2 separate regions of the Homo sapiens genome follow, and region 2 is linked to region 1. Evidence: read pairs that join two places in POLR2A ChIA-PET (ENCODE). Cell type or tissue: GM12878. All regions are shown on one strand. Links, peaks and the distances in the headings refer to the core of each region. The heading gives the core; the rest is flanking DNA. Region 1 overlaps WNT7B (Wnt family member 7B). Region 2 holds the start of LOC107985535 (a long non-coding RNA gene).

Region 1 (8,000 bases), core at 1-8,000:
GGTGACAGCTGTGCTGGTGTCCCGGGCCGCTCACGTGAGCATGGATTAGGGGCAGTCTCTATGCCTGGTCATGTCTGAGGCTAGCACATGATGGGCAGGACTCAGCATTCCCTGGCAGCTCAAGGGTGGGGCTAGGGGGCCCAAGAGCACGCAGTCGCTGCCCCAGGCCCAGGCCCGTGGTCCTGGGGGACTCTGGGCTCTAGGGGGATGGGGGCGGCGCAGTGGTTGGAAGGAAGCAGCCTGCAGAGGGAAGCCCTCACCTGCTCAGAATCTCCTATGCCTTCTGGACCCTCCAGAGCTTCACTGGTACTCCAGCCCTGCCCTCACCCTCCAGCCTCTCCTGTTAGCCCTGGAAGCTCCTGTCATTCCTGCAAAAGTGCTCTCGGCTTTCTGGCCCCAGAGCCTCAGCAGATGCTGTTCCGTCCACCTGGCACCCCCTTCCCTGCGCTCACCTCCAGTCTGGCCTGGGTCACCCCCTCCGGGAAGCCCTTGCTGACATCCCTGATTCGATGATAGTGCCTGGTTGAAACTCCCTGCCTTGTTGGGGGGCCCCAGGTTTCCAACAGACTTTCCTGGGATACGAGGTTCTCCTGATGCTCACGCTGCCCCTTCGTTCTCCTGCCCCCACCGTGGCAGAACACTGCTCGGCTGGGGACAGTCACCTCTAAGCTCATTTCCAGTCAACAGAAGACACAAGAGACAAGCCTCTCTCGACACATGAGGAATAGGCCTGGGATGGGCTCAGGAGGCCTCCAGGCACGAGGGGGACCACAGCAGTGGAGGGGGGCCTAGTGTGAGCCTTGACCCTCTGAGGCGAGCAGAGCAACTGGAACCCAGGGGCCCAGGGCAAAGCCAGCACAGGGTCCTTAGAAGAAACCATCTGTCTAATGGGGAGAAGTGAGCGCCCCATCCCCAGAGGCATACAAGCACCCACACCAGGTGATGGAAAAGGGATTGGAACTTTGCACAGGGGATTGATTTGCCCTTTTAAGGGGTACCCTTTCAGCCCTCGAGATTTAGGCACAGCCCAAGGTCAACGCCTGAAAGGGGCTGTCCCACCCACACAGGCCAAGCCCCTTCTCAGGGCCAATCATTAATTGGCACTGCTTGAGTGGCTGTTCCCACGAGTGTCCTGGCAGCCTGCCAACCTATGGCCCAGCTCCCAGCCCATGCCAGGGCACCCAGCTGGCCTCGGACATGGCTGGCCTCCCTGATCAGCCCCTCTTCCTGCTCATGACTCCCCGCAGCTGAGCCCTGGAAGGGGAACGGGGCCTGGCGTGCTTGGGGAGGAGAGAGGAGTCAGATACGCCCGAAGCTCTGATTCTCAGAAGGGATGTGGGGAACCAGGGTGAATATGGGAGGCAGCTACTGAGATTCCCGGCTAAGAAGTTCACTTTATCCTGAGGCCATAAGGAGCTACTGCAGGTTTTGGAGGAAGAGCTTCTGTTTAACTCAGCAACTAGGGCTGGTGTGGGCAGGAGGCAGTGACAGCTGCCAGGGGAGGGCCAGAAAAGCAGACCATGCTGCAGCCATAGGGCAGAGCCCTGAGGTGTATGGGGAAATGATACCAGGTTTCTGCTGAGACAACTGGCCGGGAGAAAGCTGGGGACAGGAGATTTAAGTAACGGGTGCTGAGTGTGTCAGGCCAGAGGTTCGCATGGGTCGCAGGGAATGGAAGCCATGAGCAGGAGTGAGCCTGCGGCCAATAGGGCAGAGCGGGGCGAGGGGGCCAAGGTGCACCTGGAGGAGCTGCCACTTCCCAGCTGGGACTGGGCAGAGAAGTCCAGGCTACAAGCCGGGGCCCAGAAGCCAGGGAAGAAGGGGAAAAGTTGACACCAGGAAGGTCACAAGCGGCCCAGACCAAGAGCAGTAGGGGCGATCAAGGGTGTGAGGTGAGGATGGTGGGTGTGGACAGCTCTGCCAAAATGTTTGCTTCTGAAACGCTCGGGAAAGCAACAGGGGTGTCTTAGGTGGGCTCCCTAGCAGAAGAGACTGAGACGGGATGCAGCGCTCCCAGGATCGAGGAACAGGACAGGACACACAGCCATATGCCACACAGCCTGATCCCCAGGCGAGCTCGGGGACCCCACAGTGATGCCCAGGGTGGCCCACACGTCCCTCACCCCATGTCTCATGGTCCCAAATAAAGTCCAAGCTCCCAGCCCTCTGTCGAGCAGCAGGACGATTTCCACGTCTGCCCCTCTCCTGGCGCAGCGAGGCAGCAAGGATTAGCAGGAACAGCGAGGGACACCTGATCGACGCTCAGCTCCACCACAACTCCCCGGGGGCTCGGCCGGGAGGCAGGGGCACCCACAGCTGCCTCTGAGCCCGCCAGCTCAGCGCTGAGGGGCCAGGCAGGCAGATGGGCCCTGGCATGAGTGAGCACTCGTGCCGACGCCCTCCCCACTGGGGTGGATGGGCAGCCCTGCCTGCCACAGCTGGCACCTGGAGGGAGGGAACTGCACTTGGGTGGTGGGGCCCCAGGGAGCGGGCGGTGCCACCCTCTTCGCTGTGCCAGGCGCCACCCACAGGCTGCTCACCACAAAGCGGGCCCCAGGGGCTTTTCCCCTGCGCCACCCCCAGCCCCACACCAGCGTTCCAAGCCCTGCAGAACCTAGGTCTGGCCTGTGTCCCGGCAGCTGCGGCTCTGCTCGGCTCCAGGATCAGAAGGACATGTTATGCCCATGGGCTGGGCACCCCTGCAAGCCTGGCACTCTGCCAGTTATCCCCCCCCTCCTCTGCCTCTTGCCACAGCCTGGAGGGCAGGGTACATCACTAGCCCCACTCCCATGCACACAACAGCAGTTTACTGAGCACCTGGGAGAGCCATGGGGACCCACACGAGGGCCTACTGGCTCGGAGCTCACATCACCAGTGGGGAAGCTGAGGCCCTGAGCAGCCCCGAGTGACGTGTTCAAGGTCACACAGCTGGATTCAAACCCAGGTCAGGCTCCAAAGATCCCTTTTTTTTTTTTTTTTTTTTTTTTTTTTTTCCCCTGAGACAGAGTCTTGCTCTTTTACGCAGACTGGAGTACAATGGTGCCATCTCGGCTCACTGCAACCTCTCTCCGCCTCCCGGATTCAAGCAATTCTCCTCCTTCAGCCTCCCAAGTAGCTGGGATTGTCTGGCTAATTTTTGTATTTTTAGTAGAGATGGGGTTTCACCATGTTGGCCAGGATGGTCTCGATCTCTTGACCTCAGGTGATCCACCCCCCTCGTCCTCCCAAAGTGCTGGGATTACAGGCATGAGCCACCAGGTCCGGCCCAAAAGTCACTTTTTAAAGCCCCTCTCTGGGCTCAGTCTCCTTGTCTGTAAAATGGGCATGATGAAGCCTTACCCCCAAGGCTGTGAGGACAGGGAGGGGTTGTGGCCTCAGGGGCTGTGCACAGGCAGCAGGGATCTTGCCAGCCCACCTGGCAGGTTTCGGTGATTGCTTGGTGTCCATCAAACCACTCCCCACACCCGCCCACCCACCCTGCCCTCCGGCCATTGGATTCCCCGTGCTCCACGTGTCATGCTGGAGCATCCTGCACAGTTCACTCGGCTCCCTCTACCCAGCTCCACTCTCGGAATCTACGACATTCACACAGCACTTCCTGTGCCCCAACTACCCCCTGCAGTAAGTGTTACTATTCCCTGCTCTCCAGATACAGGAATGGAGGTTCTGCCAGAAGAGGTAACGTGCCTCCCTCTACACGGCTGCTAGGCAGCGAAAGAATGGGCCCCAACCACTGCACGGCACCGCTAGCACCACCGCGCCACCAGCCTACAGGCCCAAGGGCCCACGGCCACGTCACGACGATGTCCTCCAGCCCCGAGCAAGGACCTTCATCTGCACACAGCCTGGCTCCCATTGAGGCCTCCCCTGCCCCAGAAGCAGTGGTGCTGCCTAGGGCCAGGCCAGGCACGCAGAAGGGCTCACAGGAAGGCAAAGAAATTGGCCCCCCAGGAGATGTGTGCAGAACAGCGGCCTAGGCTGGCCTTCAGTGGGTGGCCTGGCCTACTGCCCCTGGCCACAATGGCTGGGCCCCTTGAGCCCAGAGGCGCCCTTACCTACTCGGAGCTCTTGCCCGAAGACGGTCTTCTCGCCGAGGGCAGAGCAGTTCCAGCGTCCGAAGCGGAACTGGTACTGGCACTCGTTGATGCCCATCTGCGCCCCCTCCCCAATCACAATGATGGCATCGGGCCGACTCTGGCAGATGGCACGCTGCCGCGGGGCTAGGCCAGGAATCTTGTTGCAGATGATGTTGGCTCCCAGGGCCACCACGGATGACAGTGCTCTGTGGAGGGGAGGAGACAGAGGCCGTGAGACGGCGGCGGCCAGCGCCCCTCCTCACCCCCAACACCTTTCCCCCACTCAGCCTCTCAGTCACAGGCCCTGCACTAGCTCCGCCCACCAGGGCACAAGCAGATCCCTGCCCTCAAGGGGCTGTTTCCCATCAACTCACATGCGTGACCCCAGGAGACCACACCAGTTCACCCCAACTCACACGCGTGACCCCAGCCACACACACCCAGGCCTCTGAGCCTCAGAATGGAGAATCACGCAACCGCAAGTCCCACAGCTCTCCAGGCCACTGAGTCAGATACACAGCCCTTCAGATCAGACAGCATCATGCTTGGGATGTGGCAGCCGCCAACTCGGGACTGTCTGCGCTGTCTCTAAGCGGCAGACCCCAACTCCCCGACCAATGGGGCTTTCCCCTCATTTATAAATTCCCCGATGGCCCCTCCATGGCACCTGGGCCAGGCAGGCTGCTGAAAAGGCCGGCAGCCAAGCCCATCCGGTACTGACTCCAGCTCCGACCTGTGTGTAACTTTGAGAAGGCACTCCCCGTCTGAGCCTCAGTTTCCACACCCATGAAATGGGGGTATAAAACACCCATCCCCCACCACCCAACCAAAGGCTCAGACGACCACAGGGAGAAAGCCCGCACCGGGAATGGTGGCTGTTGCTGTTTTCTCTCCTGTCAGGGTGACTGGGTGCACGCAGAGGAAGAAATTAGGCCTGCAGCAAATTGAGCACCTACTGTGTGCCGGGCTTGGCAGGGGCCTTATTGCAACACTGCAGCCTTGCAGTGGTCCACTGAGGGGAACTTTGTCATTAATCTCCTAGCAACTCTCAGGACCTGAAGCCCTAGACAAGAACCCGCAGGTCACGCTCACTCTACTTCAAGTGATATCAGCGGGATTGTCATTTGTTCATTTGTTTGTTTGTTTTGAGACAGAGTTTCGGAGTCTCACTCTGTCGCGCAGGCTGGAGTGCAGTGGTGTGATCTCAGCTCACTGCAACCTCCACATTCCGGGTTCAAGCCATCCTTTTGCCTTAGCCTCCCGAGTAGCTGTACTACAGTTGCCCACCACCACACCCGGCTAATTTTTGTATTTTTAGTAGAGACAGGATTTCACTGTGTTGGCCAGGCTGGTCTCGAACTCCTGACCTCAGGTCATCTGCCCGCCTCGGCCTCCCAAAATGCTGGGATTACAGGTGTGAGCCACTGCACCCAGCCTTGTGTGTTTTTTTAATGAGGTGAAATTCCCATAACATAAAATGAACCATTTTGAAGTGTACAGTTCTGTGGCATTTAATACATTCGGTGTTGTGCAACCTCCAGCACCGTCAGGTTCCCAGATATTTCTGCCACCCCAGAAGGAAACTGTACCCATCAGTCACTCCCCGTTCTCCCCTCCCCGACCCAGCAACCACCAGTCTGCTTTCTGTTCCCATGGATTTGCCCATTCTGGATGTTTCCTATGGATGGAACCATTCATTGTGTGACCTTTGGCGTCTGGCTTCTTTCACTTAGCGTCGTGTTTTCAAGGGTCATCCACGTGGTCACAGGTCAGTGCTTCATGCGTTTGTAAGGCTGAGTGATATTCCATTGTGTGGACAGACCATATTTTGTGTATCCATTCATGGCTGGGCATTTCGGCTGCTTCCACCTTTGGACTACTGTGAGTGATGCCGCCATGAACGTGCGGGTAAGGTTTCTGTTTGAGCCTGTTTTCAGTCTCTGGGGCATGGACCTATGAGTTGCTGGGTCAGGTGGTCCCTTCGCTTTCTGAGGACTTGCCGGACTGCCCTCCACAGCGGCTGCCCCAGTCATCTGGCTTTAAGCACCCATGGAAGGGGCAGTGAGCTGGAAGGAGGGGGGCGGCTGGTTTCAGGCAGACCCGCAGGCAACAGTGGGTTTCAGCACAGCGCTTGGCTTCAAAACAACAGATCAGGCCTGTTTAGTGAGGGGGCAAGATGTGGGAGTTGGGGGGACCGCCGGGGGCTCCCCGAAGCTGATGCCCATGGCCCTGGGCCCCTAGTGTGCTGGGGACCCTTCTTCTACCTACTGCCCGCCCGCCCTTTTCTTGAGGGAAATAAGTCAGTGATTTTCCAGGGCGGCCGAGCACCCACAGCCAGCTGGAAAGTCCCCGTGCGGCCTGAGCCCACAGCACGTGCTGCAGCCGGGCTGCCAGGGTGACACTCAATCCCCGAGGCCCGCCCGGCCCGCCCACTAATCTGGCCAAGACCTCCCTGGGTCTCCCATGGGCACAATGGGCAGAAAAGCCCCAGGCTGGCATGGAGGAAGAGCATCTGGATGGGTGGGGCTGGGAGCGGGCTGGAATCTGGGGAATTCAGCCCAAAGTAATTGTAGATCCTCGGAAAACCGAGCTGGGGAAATGAGATGGATGGGAACCCTGCCGGGCACCCTGTTTGCCGTGGGGCAGAGCCCGCCTCAGTCCCAGCCTGAGGGACACTCTCCAGTCCCAAATTCTCCCAGCAGGCTCAGGGCCGAGAAACCCCCATTATCTGCGGTAGGTGCCCTTGCTGGGGGGACCCTGATGGGACTTAGTGTGGACCCTGGGGGTGGCAATGGATCACTGCCATGGCCAAAGCCCTGGCTTCCCGCCACCAGCCAGCTGTCCACCACCGGCCCTGCCAGCACCCGGATCTGACCAAGTCCGTCTGCTCAAAGCCCATCCATAGCTCTCCATTGCCCAGGGGACCGTCCCAGCCCCTGTGCCTGGAACTAGAGGCCTCATGGGGTCTGGCCTCGGAAGACCCCGCCTCCCAGCTGTGTCTGCTGGTCCCTCCCCTGGCTGCTGCCCCTTCTCCGTTTTTCTGTCTGACATATTCCATTTCCCTTTCAGGGCCCAGGTGAAAGCCCCACTGTGCTCAAGCTCCTGATTCCCTGGCACTGAGGGGGAGCGCGGTGGGCACTGGTTTTGCGGGTGTAGAGCTCATTCTGCAGTCTCACAGTCACCGTGTCCGTGCCCGGCTTCCCCTCACAGCCACCGTGTCCGTGCCCGGCTTCCCCTCACAGCCACCGTGTCCGTGCCTGGCTTCCCCTCACAGTCACCGTGTCCTCGGCTTCCCCTCACAGTCACCGTGTCCTCGGCTTCCCCTCACAGTCACCGTGTCCTCGGCTTCCTCTCACAGTCACCACGTCCATGCCCCGCTTCCCCTCACAGTCACCATGTCCCCAGCTTCCCCTCACAGCCACCGTGTCCATGCCCCGCTTCCCCAGCAGACGGTCGGCCCCTCCAGGACAGTGTCAAGTCTGCGCTCAGCCAGGTCTCCGGGCTGCCGGGTGTGGCCATCCCGAGTGTTTGTGGAATAGATAAATGAGTAAATGAACAAGTCAGTACTTAAGAACCACATCTGAAAGAACTACAACTCAACAACAAAAAGACAAACAACCCAGTGTTACAATGAGCAAAGCGCTTGTAGACATTTCTACAAAGAAGATATACGCACCGCCAACAAGCTCTGGAGAAGACGCTCAACCTCAGTAATCACTGGGGAAGGGCAAACCAAAACCAAAATGAGATGCCACCTCACACCCACTAGGATGGCTATGATTTAAAAAAAAAAAAAAAAAGAAGAAGAAGAAGAAAGAAAAGAACAAGTGTTGCCAAGGATGTGGAGAAATTGAAACCCTCACACATTGACGATAGGAGCGGACAATGGTATAGCCACTGTAGACAATGGTTTGGCAGTTCCTC
Region 2 (15,995 bases), core at 4,927-12,926, 61 kb before region 1:
AGCAGGGAGGGGGCTGGTGACAGAGGCTTTGGGGAAAGCAGGCCCCATGGCCTCCAGCCTGCCTGGACTCAGCCACCTGCGGTGACCTCCTAGTGTCCAGGCCCCAGGCCACCCAGGGGCTGCTCCTGGCAGCTCTGGGCAGTGGTCAAGTCCTTGAGGAAAAGCAGAAAAGGTGGCCGGGCTGAGGGCTCCCAGGACTGTGGGGCGGCTGAACCCTGCCCAGGGTCCGTCTGCTGGCCAGCCGCCTCCGAGGATGGTCTGGCTTTCCCATCACGGTTTGTCAGGAATGGGGTCGGGGCTGGGGCGCATGTATTCGTATTCCTCAGATATCCCTGTTGCCCGGTCTGCCTTGGTGCGGGAGAAGACGTTCCGGCTGCACCCCATGAGTTCCGGGGGGGGAAGGAAGGAGAACGCACGGGAACCATCGATCCCATTGATTTGCCGGGGTTGTGGGAAGACGCTTCTCTCCTGCGGGATTTTTTAAAGCGCAGTTTGGCTGGGCTTGGGTTTCTTCTTCACTAATTGAATTCCATTTGTGCCGGAGAGAACAGAAAAAATACTGTTTGCCTCCGCCCGGCCCCTCCCCCTGCGGCGAGGAGGAGAAGGGCAAGTGCGGATAGAGGGGACGCCTTTCAGGCCGTGTGAACGAGCCCCAGCCGAGGTGACCCGAGCGGCCACGGCTCGGCACAGGGCAGGTGTCCCCGGGACAATACCCCCCGGCCCCCCGGGCAGCCTTCAGGGGCAGTGGCAGGCACTGGGGATGGGAGGGCCAGGGACCACCCCGGGGAGAGAATGCTGGAGCCAGCCGGGGTCCTGGGGGCAGGGCCTGAAGGAAGTCCCCGGGCACCCGGGCCCTGATGAATGCAGCCGCGGTTGAGAATCGCCCGCGTGAATCCCTATTCAGAGCGGAGCCCTTGTTCTCGCCGAGTCTGCTGCCTGGGCAGCCGCAGATGTCCCAGAGCAGAGTGGACGATTCTGCAGACACAAAGGCGCTTGTGGGGAGCTGGTGCTGCGTTTTGTTTGGGTTTGGGTTTTTCGTGCCTAAGCCAGTGAAGCGAGCGAGGCCTTCGCTTAAACTTGACCTCCTGGTGGCTCCCAGCACCCCGCTGGCCAGCCGGTCCCAGGAGGGCTGCAGTAAGTCAGTGAGTCCGGGCCACTTGGATGCCACCCGGCCCCAGCGCCCCCGTGGCAGCTGTTCCCCGGAGAGCAGTGGTGACCATGGGAATGATCGTGACAGTGACAGTGCCCTCCCTGCTCACGGGGTGTCTTCTCATTTCCATGTTAAAGATGAAGAAACTGAGGCCGGGAGGCTAAGCGGCTTGCATCTATGTTCACACAGCCCCACAATGTCCGGAGTGGGTGCTTCCCGCCCAGGCTGTCTCTTGGACGTCCCTGTGCCCAGCCCTGTCCTGGTGTTCCTTGAGGGGAGGAGGCTGGGGCTACCCAGCTTCTGGGGCTCAGGGCCTTTCCATCCTTGGGGACCGCCTGTGGCTGGCAGACACCTCCCATCTCAGGGTCAGACCTCCCTGCTGTCTATCACGCCTTATGGGGGATATGCCCATTGAAGACTTTTTTTTTTTTTGGAGACGGAGTCTCACTCTGTCACCCAGGCTGGAGTACAGTGGGATGATCTCAACTCACTGCAACCTCTGCCACCTGGGCTCAAGCAAGTCTCCTGCCTCAGCCTCCTGAGTAGCTGGGATTACAGGCACCTGCCACTGCGCCTGGCTAATTTTGTAGTTTCTAGTAGAGATGGGGTTTCACCATCTTGGCCATGCTGGTCTTGAACTCCTGACCTCGTGATCCACCCACCTCGGCCTCCCAAAGTGCTGGGATTACAGGCGTGAGTCACCGCGCCCGGCCCCATTGAAGACTTTATCTGTGACCGACATCGTTGAGGATGGGAGGTTGAACCCCAGTGGACAGTCACTTCCACCCTGGCTCTTACGGCTGCACGAGCCAGGCTGAGAATTCTGCAGGTGCCGTTGTCTGTGGTCTGACTGTGACCTGAACCTGGCGGCTGGCAAGCTCCGTGTGTCTCTGAGGCGTCTTGGCTCTGCTGCACCCAGAGGTTTAATGAACGTGAGAAAACATCGCACGGGAGGTGCTGGCAAACCCCCTCCCGACAAGGGCCACAGTCCAGGTCCTGGGAGGGGCTCACGCTGCTCAGCCGCCAAAGATATGGGGAAGCCCCCCAGACCAGTGACCCATTATCCATATCCATGGGGGCCTAAGGAGAAGGGGACTTGCCTTCAGGTAGCTCCCAGTCCGGTGATCCCCCTGCCGACAAGCGCCCATGTGTGTAAAGTGGGGTAATGGAGGTGGCTCAGGGAGCACTGACCGTGAAACAGGCGAAGTGGCCACTGCCTGAGCGTTCCACATTGTTCCAGCGCCAGCCTGACGGGCATTTGTGGGCATTGGGCGGAGCACCTATGACATCGACAGAACCCCAGCGCCCGCCCCAGAGGACAGCGCCGATGGAGAGGAACCAGGGGCACAGAGACGTTAACTGACTTTCTCCCAGTCACACAGCAGTAGAGGAAAGGGCCTAGGCAACCCCACCCTCCCAGGCTCCCAGCAGTAGATGGATGAAGGATGAGGGGACACCTAGGGAGGAGGGCAGGGATGGGAGGACCAGGAGCTAAGGCTGGGAGCCGGGAGGAAGGCGGCCGGCACTCAGGTGAGTGTGGGGCCAATGCCAGGCCCTGGGCGTGGAACCGGGGAGTTCGTGTTTCAGCTCCACAGCCAGGACTCACTTTGCAGGGAGAGCGAGGGGGAGGGTCACCTGCTCCCTGAAGCCAGGTGTGGGCAGTCAGGCTGGCTTCCTCTCCAGGCCACCTCACCCCACTTCCACCCCACCACTTCCACCCCACAGGAGGAGCGTGGGCAGGCAAGTCCCGGCAAGGGTGCTGCTTTCCTGGGCCTGAGCCACGCCCAGTGGCCGTGGGGCTGGGGAGATGGCAGATGTGGGGGAGAATGTTGAGGCTGGTGATCGGTGATAGCTGCGGCCCAGCCAGTTTGGGTACTGCATGCGCCATCCAAAGCCCCGAGGCCCGGGAGACGAGCCAGCCCAGTCAGATCGCCAGTGGAGAGCCAGGCCGGGCAGCTGGGAGACCTGGCTGCAACGGTGCCTCTGGGCTCCAGGGGTAGGTTTGGCCTCAGCGGTCCTGACTCAGGATGCCCCGGCCTTCTCCACGGGTGCCCAGCACAGGGGCTCCTCCCAGGGCCAACACTGCACTCTCCAAGGATTTACTCTACCCTCTGGAGTGGGACCCCTGGCATCACCCGTGCCACCCCACCTTCCTTGCTGGGCCAGCCTCCACACGGCCGAGAGTGATGATGTGGTTGATAATCACCACCACCATTATCGAGCCCATTTCACATGCTGAGCCCTGAGCCCCAGACACACATAGCCTGGGCTCGTCCCCTCCTGCCCTGCTCCCGCGCTGTTCGTACCCTCAAGGTCCCTGTGTGTGTTTGCTGCAAGCGGCATTTGGGTAGGTTCTTTGCATCTGTTTTCTCTACTCCTTGCAACAGCCTTGTCCCCATTTTACAGATGATAAATTGAGCCACGCAGAGGAGAGGTAACTCCCTCCTGTCCTCAGAGTGTCCCGAAGACCCTCCTTTGCCTGGTGAGTGACATACTAGAGCCCGCACGGTGACAGCTCAGGTATGTGGCACCCCTCGGACCCACCCCTCCCTGGGTGGAGTGGCCCAGCTGTGGTGGGCACTTCCTCACCCAGCCGTGGGCACAGGCCAGACCCTGAGCCCAGCGGCCCTGTAATTTCAGATGTAGCTGGGCATGTGTGTGTTATTGGGTGATACTTAAATCCTAACCTTTTCAAAAGCAAACCCAAGTAAGCACATATTGGAGAACCATAATTCCAAGCTTGGAGGCCTCCCTCAAGGCGATGGGGAGTGTGGCATCGTGACCGCTAACCCGGTCCCTCCGCGGCCTTGGGTTTAAAAGCGTCTGTGTCCAGCCGGGAGGTGAACTCCTGACAGCAACGCCCGTCCAGCCCACACCTCTGCCTGGCAGTGTGCAGCAGGACCCCTGAAGCCCAAGTCGAGAGCAGCGCCTGGTCTCCACCCGAGACTGGGTGGCGGAGAAGCGCTGCCTCTGACCTCAGTGAGCATGGAGAGGTGAGATGCCTGGCGGCCCACGCCATTGAAGGCACAGCTGAGGGCTGGTCAGGGCAGGTAACTGGGAAGGCTGTGGATGCCTCGGGCCCCCAAGCAAACAAAGCCTTTGAGGGAGCCCAGGGTCCTGACCGGGAGCGATGCAAGGCCCCCGGCTGCAGGGACAGCTTGGGAAGGGCCCCCGCTCACTCCAGCTGCACTTTGTGGGCCGTGGGGAGCTAAGGGATGTGTTCAAGGAATGCAGATGTGTTTCAGGAATAAACCAGCCCAGAACCCCCTGGCAGCTGGCAGGGAGTTCCCCACCCTTATCTCATTGCAGGCTGCATGGTGTGGCCAAAGGCACTGAGCCAGGCTTTCCCTCGTGGGAACCAGGGCAAGGGCCTGGCCCAGCCTGGGGACTGCAGTGGTCTCGCTTGGGTTTGCTGTGCAACTGGGTAGCGGTGGTGCCTGCCCCGAGCCCTCGGTCCAGTCAGTGAGGGTGTGACAGCGAGATGAGCCAGGAGACGATGTTCTCCCTCAGCACACGACTGTCCCTGAGAGGCCACCAGGACCTGGCTGTCATTGTCCCTGTCACTGACAGCTGGAGAGGATGCCCAGGCTGTGGGCAGGGCAGTGTGGGAAGGGGGCTGGGCAGGAGGTGCTGGGACAAGGCCAGGCTCCTTCCTGCTGGCTTCCCTCGTGTGTTGATGGGCTATATGTTTTCTTTGATTAAGGCGGTGACAGGTTTGGACAGTAGAGATTTCAGCAATTTCTGGAAGGGTGAGTTGGTGCCGCACAACCTTGCCTGGGAACTGGGACACACGGCCTGGACCAAGCTGTGGTGACAGGGACACCCCTCCCAAAGCCTGGGTTGCCTGCTCAGCCTCACTCCCCCCAGCCTGCATGTGGCCGCCCCTCCCCTCAGCGAATTTGTCTGTTTCCCCATCCACCTGCTCCCAGGCTTCATTTGAGGCTGGGTCCGAGCACCGCCCCGCAGCCTTCCTGGCCCCAGCCCTTCACAGGAGCCTGCTCGGGGAGCCTCGTGGGCGTCAATGGAGCTGGACGGGGGGCTTCCTCTGCACCCCCAGTGCAGAGGTGGGGAGCCCTGCCAGGGGTGACTGCCTCCCACTACCCCATGGGGCCCACAGAGTTGGCCAAGATGGCCCCCTTCCCACGGGGGCTGAGCAGGGCCCCACTCCCCAGGGACGGGGACTTGTGGGACCAGGAGACACAGCCCAGGGCAGTGGCCGAAGCCACTGCCCCTCCCACCACACCCTCTCGGGCTTGCACTGGTCCCCAGCCCCATGCCTCCCCTGCTCTTCATGTTCATCTTCAGGGGACCCCCTCTGTCCCTGACTGTCCCCTCGCCACCACAGCCTGTCTCATCCATCTCAGCTCACCACTCCCACCGCCCAGGGGGTCTCCCTGCCAGGTGTGAACTAGGGGTGGTGGGGTGGGTGGAGGGGTGAGCGTGTGCCCTCTTCCTGTGCTGGGGGAGCTGGGGGTGTCAGGTGTGGAGGGAGGAGCCTGGTGGCGAGGCCTGGAGGGACCAGCAGGGGCCGTGGAGTCCTGGGCCTGTGGTGCATCCCCCACTTCAGTCTGAACAGGACCTGCCTCGGAAGCAGAATCGGATTCCGCTGACTGGGACAACGTCACGTGACAGCGAGTCCAGCGCCCGGGGCCTGGGAGAACAAAGGCGGCTGACCCGGTGAGCAGCAGTGACCGAGCATCCAGGGCTGCTCGCTGGCTCTCTCCAAACACATTAGTGGGCTTGTCAGAGATGCATGCTCCCCTCCGCCCTCATTCACGATACAAATGCCATTCCCAGGTGGCTTCGGGCCAGACGCACTCTGCTTGAATGCCCGCCGAAGCAGGTCCCAGCCCCAGACCTCAGCAGTCTCTGCCCCATGCGAGCCCAGTGCTGCCATCTGCATCTGGAAGGGGGCAGAGGGGGCCCAGGGCACTGATGAGCACTGGGCTGGGCTGCCTCCTCATCCGGGGCACCCTGCATCCGGCCTGCCCCCAACACTAGGGCCTGACGCATCTTCCCGTGCCACCTAAGGAGGGTCCTAGGGGGCCATGTGCTCCCAGGCCCTCCACGTCAGGTTCTCGGGAGGGAGGGCCTGGAAGGACTCAGAGCCTGCCTGATTCAGGGTGTCTTGCTTAGGTACAACCCCTGCCCCACCCACCCCAGCACCCTCCTTCCCGCCCCTCTCCCGGCAGTTCTTCCCTCTCTCTGTCACCCAGGCCCACGCATATTCTTTCTACATATTTCACTCGGATGCTCCCTCCTCCAGGAAGCCCTCCCTGACTGCACCCCAGCCCAGCAAGCCTAGGTGCTGGCCATGCTTCAAATATCACATACACACGTACTCACATGCTCACACATGCACACATGTACTCACACGCTCACACATGCACACACACACTTCCCCTCCCACAGCCACCATATGGTGGGAGGCGAAGTTTCCATCTCCTGTGTTGATCAGAGTTCACTAAGTGTAGGGACCATGTTTTGATCACCATGGGATCCTTGGCCCCAGCCAGACCCAGGGCCTGTTGTAGGACCCCGGGAAATGTTTGCTGAGAACCGGGAGTATCTGCAGCCTGCAATGGTGCAGACAGCGGCTGCTTCTCTGTGACACCGCGGCCAGGCCCCCAAAGGTTCTGGGTCATGCAAAGGGCAAGTTACCATTTTTTGAGCAACTGCTATGGGCCAAGGGCAGTGCTGATTTGTACAAATCACCTCATTTCCTATTGTTCCTAATGGTTTTGTGAGCATTTTCACCCCCACTGGAGAGTCAGGGAGATGGAGGCTCAGAGAGGAGGCCAGGAGCAGAGACTGTGGGAGCAGAGACACCTGACCACAGTGTCCCCAAGGTGCCGGAGCCCAGGCAGGCTACACACATACACACACATTCACACACACATTCACATTCTCACGCACACATAGGCACTCACAGGCACTCACACACATTCACACACACACACATTCACACACATGCACTCACATTCACACACATACACTCACACACATGCGCACTCACATCACACATGCACATTCACTCATGCACGCACTCACACATGCACGTTCACACACAGTCACACATTCACACACACATTCACACTTTCTCACTCCAGTTCACACTTTCTCACACACAGTCACACTCACATGTACTCACATTCACACACATGCACTCATACACACTCATACACATGCACACTCACACATTCACGCATGTACTCACACATTCACGCATGTACTCACACGCTCCTGGCTCTCCAGGTGCCCTCCAGGTGGCCTGCAGACCTCGGCCAGGCCTTCAGTCACATCCTGGTGGAAGACTGTGGCCGAAGCCTGGAGCCAGGCCAGGCGGGTGCCTGGACTGCCTCCCTGGGCACCACCTGATGGGGGCTGGACCCGCCCAGTTGCTTCCTCGTCAGAACCTGCCTTTCCTGCTGGGGTGAAGCCAAGGCTGTCCTCCCTGCCCCCACGGCTGCCACATGCTCCTGGCCATAAGCAGAGCTGACGGGCCCCAGATGGGAGTTGGGGCAGGCTTTGGAGGGTGGCAGGGCCCAGTGATACTGGGGGCTCTACCTTCCGGCTGGGCGCGCCCCACCTTGGCTGATGGAAGATGACCCAGTCCTGGCCAAGGCCCGGGCACTTCCTCACAGGCCCTGCACCCGGGTCCCATGTGGGACAGGGCCAGGAGTCCCCGTGGGGACAGGGTAAGCTTCCCTCAGGATGGCACGAGGTCTCAGGATGAGTTGTGGTGTCAGTCCCAGCTGAAGGGGGGCCCACCTTGTTTCTAGCTCTGGCTCTGGTGAGTCCCTTTGTGCCTCAGTTTCCCTGGATGTAAGTGACACGGCACCCACAGGGGCACTTTTGCGGACTTGGCAATGTAATCATGGCACGTGAGAGGCTGGCAGACGGCGGGGCTACCCGCTTGCTCTTCTGGTCTCCAGAACATGCTCCTTCCAGGCACAGTCCCCTTGTTCAGCCCTAGACCTGACCCTTCTTCCAGCTTACCCGGGCACCCCAGTTCCCAGAGGAGGCCTTCTTCCTGATTACTGTACACATCCCAACACACCTCCCCTGCCCCTCACACACATGCCCCGCACCCTGTGCCAGCTCACCCGGGCACCCCAGCTCCCCACTCTCTCTCCTCTTGAATAGACACCAGCTCTTAGAATGGCTGCAGCGGCCCTCACAGGCCCACCAAGCACTTCCATTCTGGCTCTCCCTGGACAGCTTGGGAAGAGTTTTCTAAACGCAGAAATGAGCCCACGCCCCCTGCCCTCGGCTCTCACCAAGCCCCCTGGGCGCTCTCACAGCAGGGCCGCCACCCACCCAATGCCCACTCAAATGTGCCCTCCAAGACCTCCCTCCTTCCCTCTCCCTGCCTGGCCCCTCAAAACCCCACACCTGCTGTTGGCCCGAGACTCCCCGCAGTCCCTCCTTGCCCGGGTCCGCCATGGACCCTGGGCACAAGTATGGGGTCGCCTGCTCATTGACAAGCCCAGGGCTCAGTCTCTGATCCTCAAAAAACCCTCAGGCAGGTGAGGCTTGGGGCAGCCAGAGGCCTCCTGCTATGGTCCCGCTCCAGGTGTCCGAGCCGGGACGGGCTCCAGGGTCCTTGCTGCCCGCTGCGGGCTCCTCTTCTGGGCCCCCCTCCGCCCACCCTTCCCTGCATCTCAGGTCTCACTGTGACCCCTGGCAGAGGGGCACACTGCCATCTGGAGCAGAAGGTGGCCTGGCAGGGGCCTGGCTTGGCTTCTGGCCTGTGGTCACTCCTTGGCCACCTATGCCAGGGGCAGCACTGAGCCCCCCAGGACAGGCTGTCCCTGAACAGAGCGGTGAGGATGAGGGGCTCCCAGCCGCGGCCCCAAAGACTACCTGCCACCCCACCTCGCCATTCTGCTGTCCCCTCTGCCCCTGAAGCACATGGACTCTTTCTGAGACATCGGCTTTAGCGTTGCTGGCTGGGCTCCTCTGGGGGTCGCTGGCCATCAGGCTAAAGGGGTCTTGCCCACCCAGGCATGGAGAGGCCAGCCAGGGGTCTGAGGTCCATCCGAGTAGCCAGGCGCCATCTGGGAGATGACCTCCAGCCTCGGGGCCAGGCTGGGTGGGTGCTGAAGGCAGCAGGGACCTGAGTGTCTCTTGCCGTCCCTCTCAGGCCTCCTCTGGGGGTTGGGGGGCCTTTCAAGGATGGAGAGGACCGTCAGCGAGTCGTCCCGCCCCATTTTGTTCCCATCCTGATGGGAAGCTCCGGTGGGGCCCCTCGCCCTCCCGGCGGGGCCGTGACTAAAGCCCGATCCCCCTTCCGCCCCAGTCACTGGGCCTGGCTTTGTGCGCCGGGCCTTTCTTTCTCTGCCGGACCGTGGAAAAGGCGGCGTCAGCGCCGGCTTTGTCTGGCCCCGCCGCGCCGCTGTTCTCAGGGCTGGACAAAGCCGCCCGCTTCACAGCCGCCCGGGCGGATGCAGCCCATTCACTGTTTGGATAATTCGACCACAAAAAGCGTGTGGCCCTTTCGCCTCCATCGGCGGGACTCGGCACCCCGCCCCCACGGCCTTTCAGGGCTCTCGGGAGGGAAAATTCCCACAGGTCCCACAGGCAGGCAAGGGCCCTGGAAAGACAGCGGCTTCGGCCTCCAGCGGCCCCTGCCCAAATCCCGGTACCGGCTCTGCGGCCCGGGCGAGGGACCGATTCTCCATCGGAAAACAGGACGAGAGGCCCCCACCCCAGAGGCAGGGTCCTGGGGCCCTGAGGAGCTCTGCCCTTCCCCTCTCCCCTGGGAACCAGCGCCAGGCTCTGGGCAAGTCACTCCCTCCCTCCGGCCTCAACTTAGTTCTTAGAGCTGCAAAAACGGGGGATAAATCATGTTTGCGTCCCAGGGGGTCACAAGGCCCGGGTGGGACCACCAGTCCCAGAGCTTGGCACGTGGTGAGAATTGGAAAGCCGTCAGCCCTTCCTCCCACACCCACGGGGCTGCGCTGTGCCCCACAGGCTGCACAGGGTGCGGGGCGTGTGTGTGCGGGGCGTGTGTGTGAGGGGCGTGTGTGTGAGGGGCGAGTGTGTGAGGGGCGTGTGTGTGCGGGGCGAGTGTGTGAGGGGCGAGTGTGTGCGGGGCGAGTGTGTGAGGGGCGTGTGTGTGCGGGGCGTGTGTGTGCGGGGCGTGTGTGTGCGGGGCGAGTGTGTGAGGGGCGTTTGTGTGAGGGGCGTGTGTGTGAGGGGCGAGTGTGTGCGGGGCGAGTGTGTGAGGGGCGTGTGTGTGCGGGGCGTGTGTGTGAGGGGCGAGTGTGTGAGGGGCGAGTGTGTGAGGGGCGAGTGTGTGAGGGGCGTGTGTGTGAGGGGCGTGTGTGTGAGGGGCGTGTGTGTGAGGGGCGTGTGTGTGAGGGGCGTGTGTGTGCGGGGCGAGTGTGTGCGGGGCGAGTGTGTGCGGGGCGAGTGTGTGCGGGGCGAGTGTGTGCGGGGCGTGTGTGTGCGGGGCAGGGAGGTGTGTTGGGATGTGTGCAGTAATCAGGCTGCCACACTGAGAAAGGGATGCACCGCTAGACCCCACGAGCAAGGGCCCTCCACGTCCTGTCAGACCTAAAACCAACTTTCGGCCCAAGACCAGCCTCATTTCTCCAGAGGATGTTGTCTGAGAAACCGCCTTCCTCCCTGCTCCGACCCCTTCCCAGCTCCCCGCACGGCCCTCGCCTCCTTCCTCCCAGGAGCTCTGGCCGCAGCCCCGGGCTCTCCCGTACCCACCGTTCTCCCAGCCCAGCGTCTGTCCTTCAGGAACCCCGCCGGCCCCACCTCCGCGGTCTCCATCGCGGGTCCCAGCACCGCCCTCCCTCTCCTGGTAGCTGCAGCAGCACCTGCCCCACGTCCCCCGGCCCCCCACAGCCTCTGCTAGAGGCTCACCCCGCGTCCTCACCCCGCGTCCTCACCCCGCGTCCTCACCCCGCGTCCTCCTCACCCCGCGTCCTCACCCCGCGTCCTCACCCCGCGTCCTCACCCCGCGTCCTCGCGCCCTCACACCTGGCTTCATCCACCCCAGCCACAGATGTTTTCTGGGCCTCAGTCCCCCTCATCCTCTGCTGCTCCTCCCACGGCCCCCCCACCCTGGGGCCCACTCCCTCCCCGCCTTCAGGTCTTGGCTGTGGGGACACTTCTCGGTGAGGCCCCGCTTCCACCCCATCCCTCAGGGCCCTGCCCTGCGCCAGCCCAGGGGCCCCGCAGGATGTTCACCACCGCCCAGCGCTTCCCTTCCTCTTTCGCGTTCTGTGTCTGCACTGGAGCGGCCGGCCCGGCAGGTAGGCTTTGGTCTGTCTTGTTCACCGCGGTGGCCCAGTGCCCACACGCGCCCGCGCCCCGCGGGAAGTAGCTAAGTACTGTTGGGAGTGAGTGTGGACACCTAGTACCCCACCCCCGGGATCGGCCACACCTGTGTGCACAGCGCCCCTTCCCCACCCAGCAGCCTATCCCTGCCTGATCTGTCTCCCTCTGCCTCTCTTCCCCTCCAAGCCATGAGCCCCTGTGGCCCCCACACCAGGCCAGACACCCCAAGGGCCACCTTCAAATGTGGTCTGTGTGTGTGGAATGAACAAAGGAGCAGGCTGAGCCCGTGCCCTGGGGGATCAGTGCCTGTAGCAACCAGAACCAGCAGAGTCCCAGCCCCACCCACCTCACCCGGACAGCCCCCCGAGGGGTGCGCCGACCGGGGTGCCTCCAGGCCTGCCGTGACTCTCTTGACTGAAGTGGGCAACAACCCCTCCATCTCCTTGGCCACACCCGGGCCCCGGGCACTCTCAAGCCCCCATCTCTGCACCCCTCGGTGTGGTCACGCTGCTCCCCGGGCCATGCAGACAGCCATTTGCAGGGACCCTCTCTGGAAGGAGAAGGGCTGGCCCAGAGCCCCAAGACCTGAACACCCCAGACCCTCGCCCACACGCAGCAGCCTCTGGAGAGAGCTCCTGCCCAGCCCGGGGCATCCCTGTTCAGGTGGCCCTCTGGCGTCTTGGTAGCGGCTGCCTGGAGCTGCTTTACTGGGAACACCTAAGCCCTGCGGAACCGATTCTCCCCCCTGCTCCCGGGCTTCCCTGTCTGGGCAGGGCCCTGGGCTGCGGGGGCCGCCTCAGGAGGCCTTGGCAGCTGTGGTCTGGGGCTGTGGTGAGCAGGCTGGGGCCCCACTGGGGCCTGGCTGGGACGTGTGAGCAGCCTCTGGCCTGGCAGGTCCCCTCCTGCCTCATGTGCTCAAGGCCCTGGGGAATCAGCTCCTGACAACATGAGAAGGGGCATCCTGCAGGTCAGTCACCCCATTTTACAAGTGGGGAAACTGAGGCGGAGGAGGGGACCTGCTGGAGGCTGAACAGGAAGGAAGCAGCACTGTGAGGCTGAGAAGCCTGGCAACTGCCCATAGACCAGACCCCTCTGCTGGGCCAGGCTACGCCAGCCCCTGGAAGCCCTCTCAGTGCAACTGCTTTTAGTGCACGGATCACTCGGTGATTCCCAAACAGTGTCCCACGGAACCCCATGAGATAGGACATGCCTGACCACAGAAGGGCTCGGGGGCCAGGGAGGACAGGAGATGCCACGTGAGGCATCAAGCCATGGCATGAAGCCAGTGGCATTTCAGGCTGGTAAGAGAAGTGGCGTTGGAACCAGATATCCTGGGGAGCCACCTCCGGCCAGGGCCCTGTGGCCCCTTCCCCACATGCAGCACCCGCACACCCTATGCCCCCGGCCTTGCCCACCAGGCAGGCATGGCTAGACATGGGTTCAGTCTCTGTTCCACCCTGGCTCAACCTGGGTGAGGCACCTGCTGACCCAGAGCCTGTTTCCCCACTTGTGTCTCAGGGGACTAAGACCCACCCACCGCCTCAGACTGTGTGTGGCTATAAGCCAGTGAAAAAGCCCACATGTCCTCCTGGGGCCTACCTCTCAGACCCTGGCCTCCTAGGGGCTGGCTGCACCTTGGCAGGTACCTGCGGCCCTGGCCGTCGCGGCCTGTGCTTCCAGAAGCTGGGCAGGGCAGCTTGAGGGGAACCCTGGGATGGAACTTGCAGCCACCCTGGCTGGGGACAGCTGGGACCACCCCTACTCCTGAGACACCACCAGCAAATTGCAAATTCCAATGGCAGCTAGATTTTTCACCCGATCTATGCAATCAAGGTAAAGCTTTTAGAAGTTGATTCTGTCTAGAGTGACTCATTAGACATGATCGTGAATGCTCTTGCAAATTCAGTTTAAAAGTTCAGCACGAAGGCAAAATTGTTTGTTTTTGCAGTGATGATAGACACAGAAATTCTGTGGTAAAAGCAATGTTCTCATTAAAGTCAGACACCAAATGGGGTAGAGACGAGCTTGGTGGTGACGCTCACAGAATTCATAACTGCGGCTGTGACCAGGTGGCAAAGCAGAGGCTGTGGTTATTCACCTTTGCCACTGTCTTCCGGTGTGCCCAGTCACAGGAGCTGCACGGCAATGCATCTGAGACCATGCGGTGTCACCTTCACAGAAGTGCTCTGGCACAGAGACTCCAGCCTTGCCGGCCTCTCGCCTCCCAAGCACAGAAGCCTCCAGAACGCTGCTTCAAGGACAAGCCCAGGAGACCTGCCATGCTCATGCGTGTCTTTGGAAACAGGTTCTCTAAATTTTGCTTGTGGTTTGTTAAAAAAAAAAAAAAAATCAGAAGTGTAATCAAAGACTTCAACAAACGAAGCACCAAAACACTTCAGCTTTGAAATGTAGAATTGCAATGACTGGAAACACGGCTCGCAAAGCAAAAGACATTAAAATTCAGTCATCCCTACAGAAGCCGGACAGGAATTGATCACATCCACTAGTGAAGGCTCAGAAAGTGACAAGATTTCATTTGGAAATCGTACCTGTGTCCTTGGGAACATCCTGAACCTTGGGAAGCATCAGCTCATGGAGTTCCTATTAACTGGATAAATTTATATTCTAGATTGAAATGGAATGGAATTAAGTAGGCCCACGGTTTTGCAGCACGTACATTTGAAGAATCATTAAAAATCATCATAGAAACAATTTATTTGACGAGATTTGTCTTGTACAAATATTTGTTAAATATTTGTACTCCGAACGGAGGCCAAAAGACAGCACCTGTGGGAAACTTTAGGCTGAAATATTTACACATTTCAACGCAAAATGTCAGAACTGAGAATCTGCCGTGTGCTCACAAGGTACCCCAACCCTGCAGAGAGAGACAATTTTCTTGATCCAAATGTCATCATCTACCCAGAAGTGTCCATGGACAGCACAGATTCACATTCTGGGGCCGTTAAAATGTGAATGTGAGCTATCAATGGACACTTCTGGGTAGATCATGACCTTTGGATTAATTAAGATTGATCCAGGCCCGGCGCAGTGGCTCATGCCTGTAATCCCAACACTTTGGGAGGCCGAGGTGGGCATATCACTAGAGGTCGGGAGTTCGAGTCCAGCCTGGCCAATTTGGTAAAAACTGTCTCTACTGAAAATACAAAAATTAGCTGGGCACGGTGGCAGGTGCCTTTAATCCCAGCTGCTTGGGAGGCTGAGGCATGAGAATCGCTTGAACCCAGGAGGAAGAGGTTGCCGTGAGCCAAGATTGCGCCACTGCACTCTAGCCTGGGTGACAGAGTGAGACTCCATCTCAAAACAAACAAACAAACAAACAACCCAAAAAATTAGCTGGGTGTGGTTGCTGGTGCCTGTAATCCCAGCTACTCGGGAGGCTGAGGCAGGAGAATCACTTGAACCCGGGAGGTGGAGGTTGCAGTGAGCCGAGATTGCACCACTGCACTCCAGCCTGGGCAACAGAGCAAGACTCCCTCTCAAAAAAAAAAAAGAAAGAAAGAAAGAAAGATTAATTCAAACTTTGAAGATTGCAGGAAAATTGATGGAAACAAACTTTAAAAATAATAAGGCCATATTTTAAAAATACACTGTACTGCGAAATACATAGAGACAGATGGGCTCAAAAATGCGAGTATGACCAAGACTCAATATTCCACATGTGTTATTTTTCAAAGGTCAGATAGTCAATATATTGGCACTCACCGTGTGCATGCCAGGCTCTTGGAGGGGACTCGGCCTAGCCCCTGCAGAGGCCACAGCGTAAAGTGGTCAACACCTCGGGGTGGCAAGGGCCCTCGACAGACTCCAACCTGCCTTCCTGATAGCTCCTTCCTGCCTCCTTTTGACTTAAACTTCTCCTCCATCATCACCTCCTCCAGAAGCCTTCCCAGGACCCAGACAGTTTTCCATGGCCCCCGACTTCCCTCATCAGGGCCTTGCCCAGCGAGGAGGCAGTGAAGGCTTCTGGACGAGGGGGCCTGGAGCTTTTTCTTGGAGGTAAGCAGGAGTCTGCCTGGCAGAGAAGGCAGGCGAGGACCCAGGTGGGGTCTGAGGTCAGGCAGGGAAGGTGGAGGGTGGAGGACATGGCTGGGGAGAGGGCTGTGGTCTCAGCAGCACTGAGGTTGGTGGCCCCTGTCCTTGCAGCAGGCCTGGGAAGGACAGGCCTCTGAAGGCCACAGGGAGAAGCCACCCGGTACCAGAGCCAGGCTCTGACCCCAGCCATCCTGCCGGCCGCGGTGCTGCCTCCGTGCATCTTCTCCAGGATGCTGAGCTCTGTCCCCAGAGCCCAGGGGAGGCTTCCATGCTGCAGATCTGGCAATGGGAGTGCTGGGAGCAGCGCCTGTGCAGACTCCGGCTGTGGATGAAGCTTTATTAGCCCAGGCAGGGAGTGGGGCCACACAGCCGTCAGGGCAGCGTTGGGTGGAGAAAAACGTGACAGCGTGCCCCTTACAGATGGAGCCATGGAGGCCAAGGTGCATGGCTCAAGTAGCTGCAGACTGGAGACAGAGCACTGAGCTAGGGGTCC

What was found. ChIA-PET counts read pairs that join two places held together with the same protein. Peaks named below come from ENCODE experiments on the same cell type or tissue, not always from the same donor. Only the 100,000 strongest peaks of a DNase experiment are listed, where the experiment ranks them.
Region 2: POLR2A ChIA-PET joins it to region 1 with 10 read pairs; 2 of 35 experiments call an interaction of 5 or more read pairs at or near these places.

The regions. Positions count from the first base shown.
Region 1 is chr22:45,945,865-45,953,864 of GRCh38, forward strand. It overlaps WNT7B (Wnt family member 7B), which reads right to left. Exons shown (of 4, transcript NM_058238.3): 2 at 4,056-4,282. Among named protein-coding and RNA genes, the nearest start is that of WNT7B, 27 kb to the right of the region's middle. In GM12878, for the core only: no CTCF peak of the experiment used is centred there; no DNase peak of the experiment used is centred there; H3K27me3 peaks cover 172 bases.
Region 2 is chr22:45,880,259-45,896,253 of GRCh38, forward strand. LOC105373071 reads left to right here. Exons shown (of 6, transcript XR_007068133.1): 3 at 1-4,143; 4 at 4,854-5,551; 5 at 5,718-5,827; 6 at 13,573-14,158. It overlaps LOC107985535 (a long non-coding RNA gene), which reads right to left and starts at 7,468. Exons shown (of 3, transcript NR_171771.1): 1 at 7,388-7,468. RefSeq lists enhancers at 1-569, 570-1,484, 15,351-15,995. In GM12878, for the core only: no CTCF peak of the experiment used is centred there; no DNase peak of the experiment used is centred there.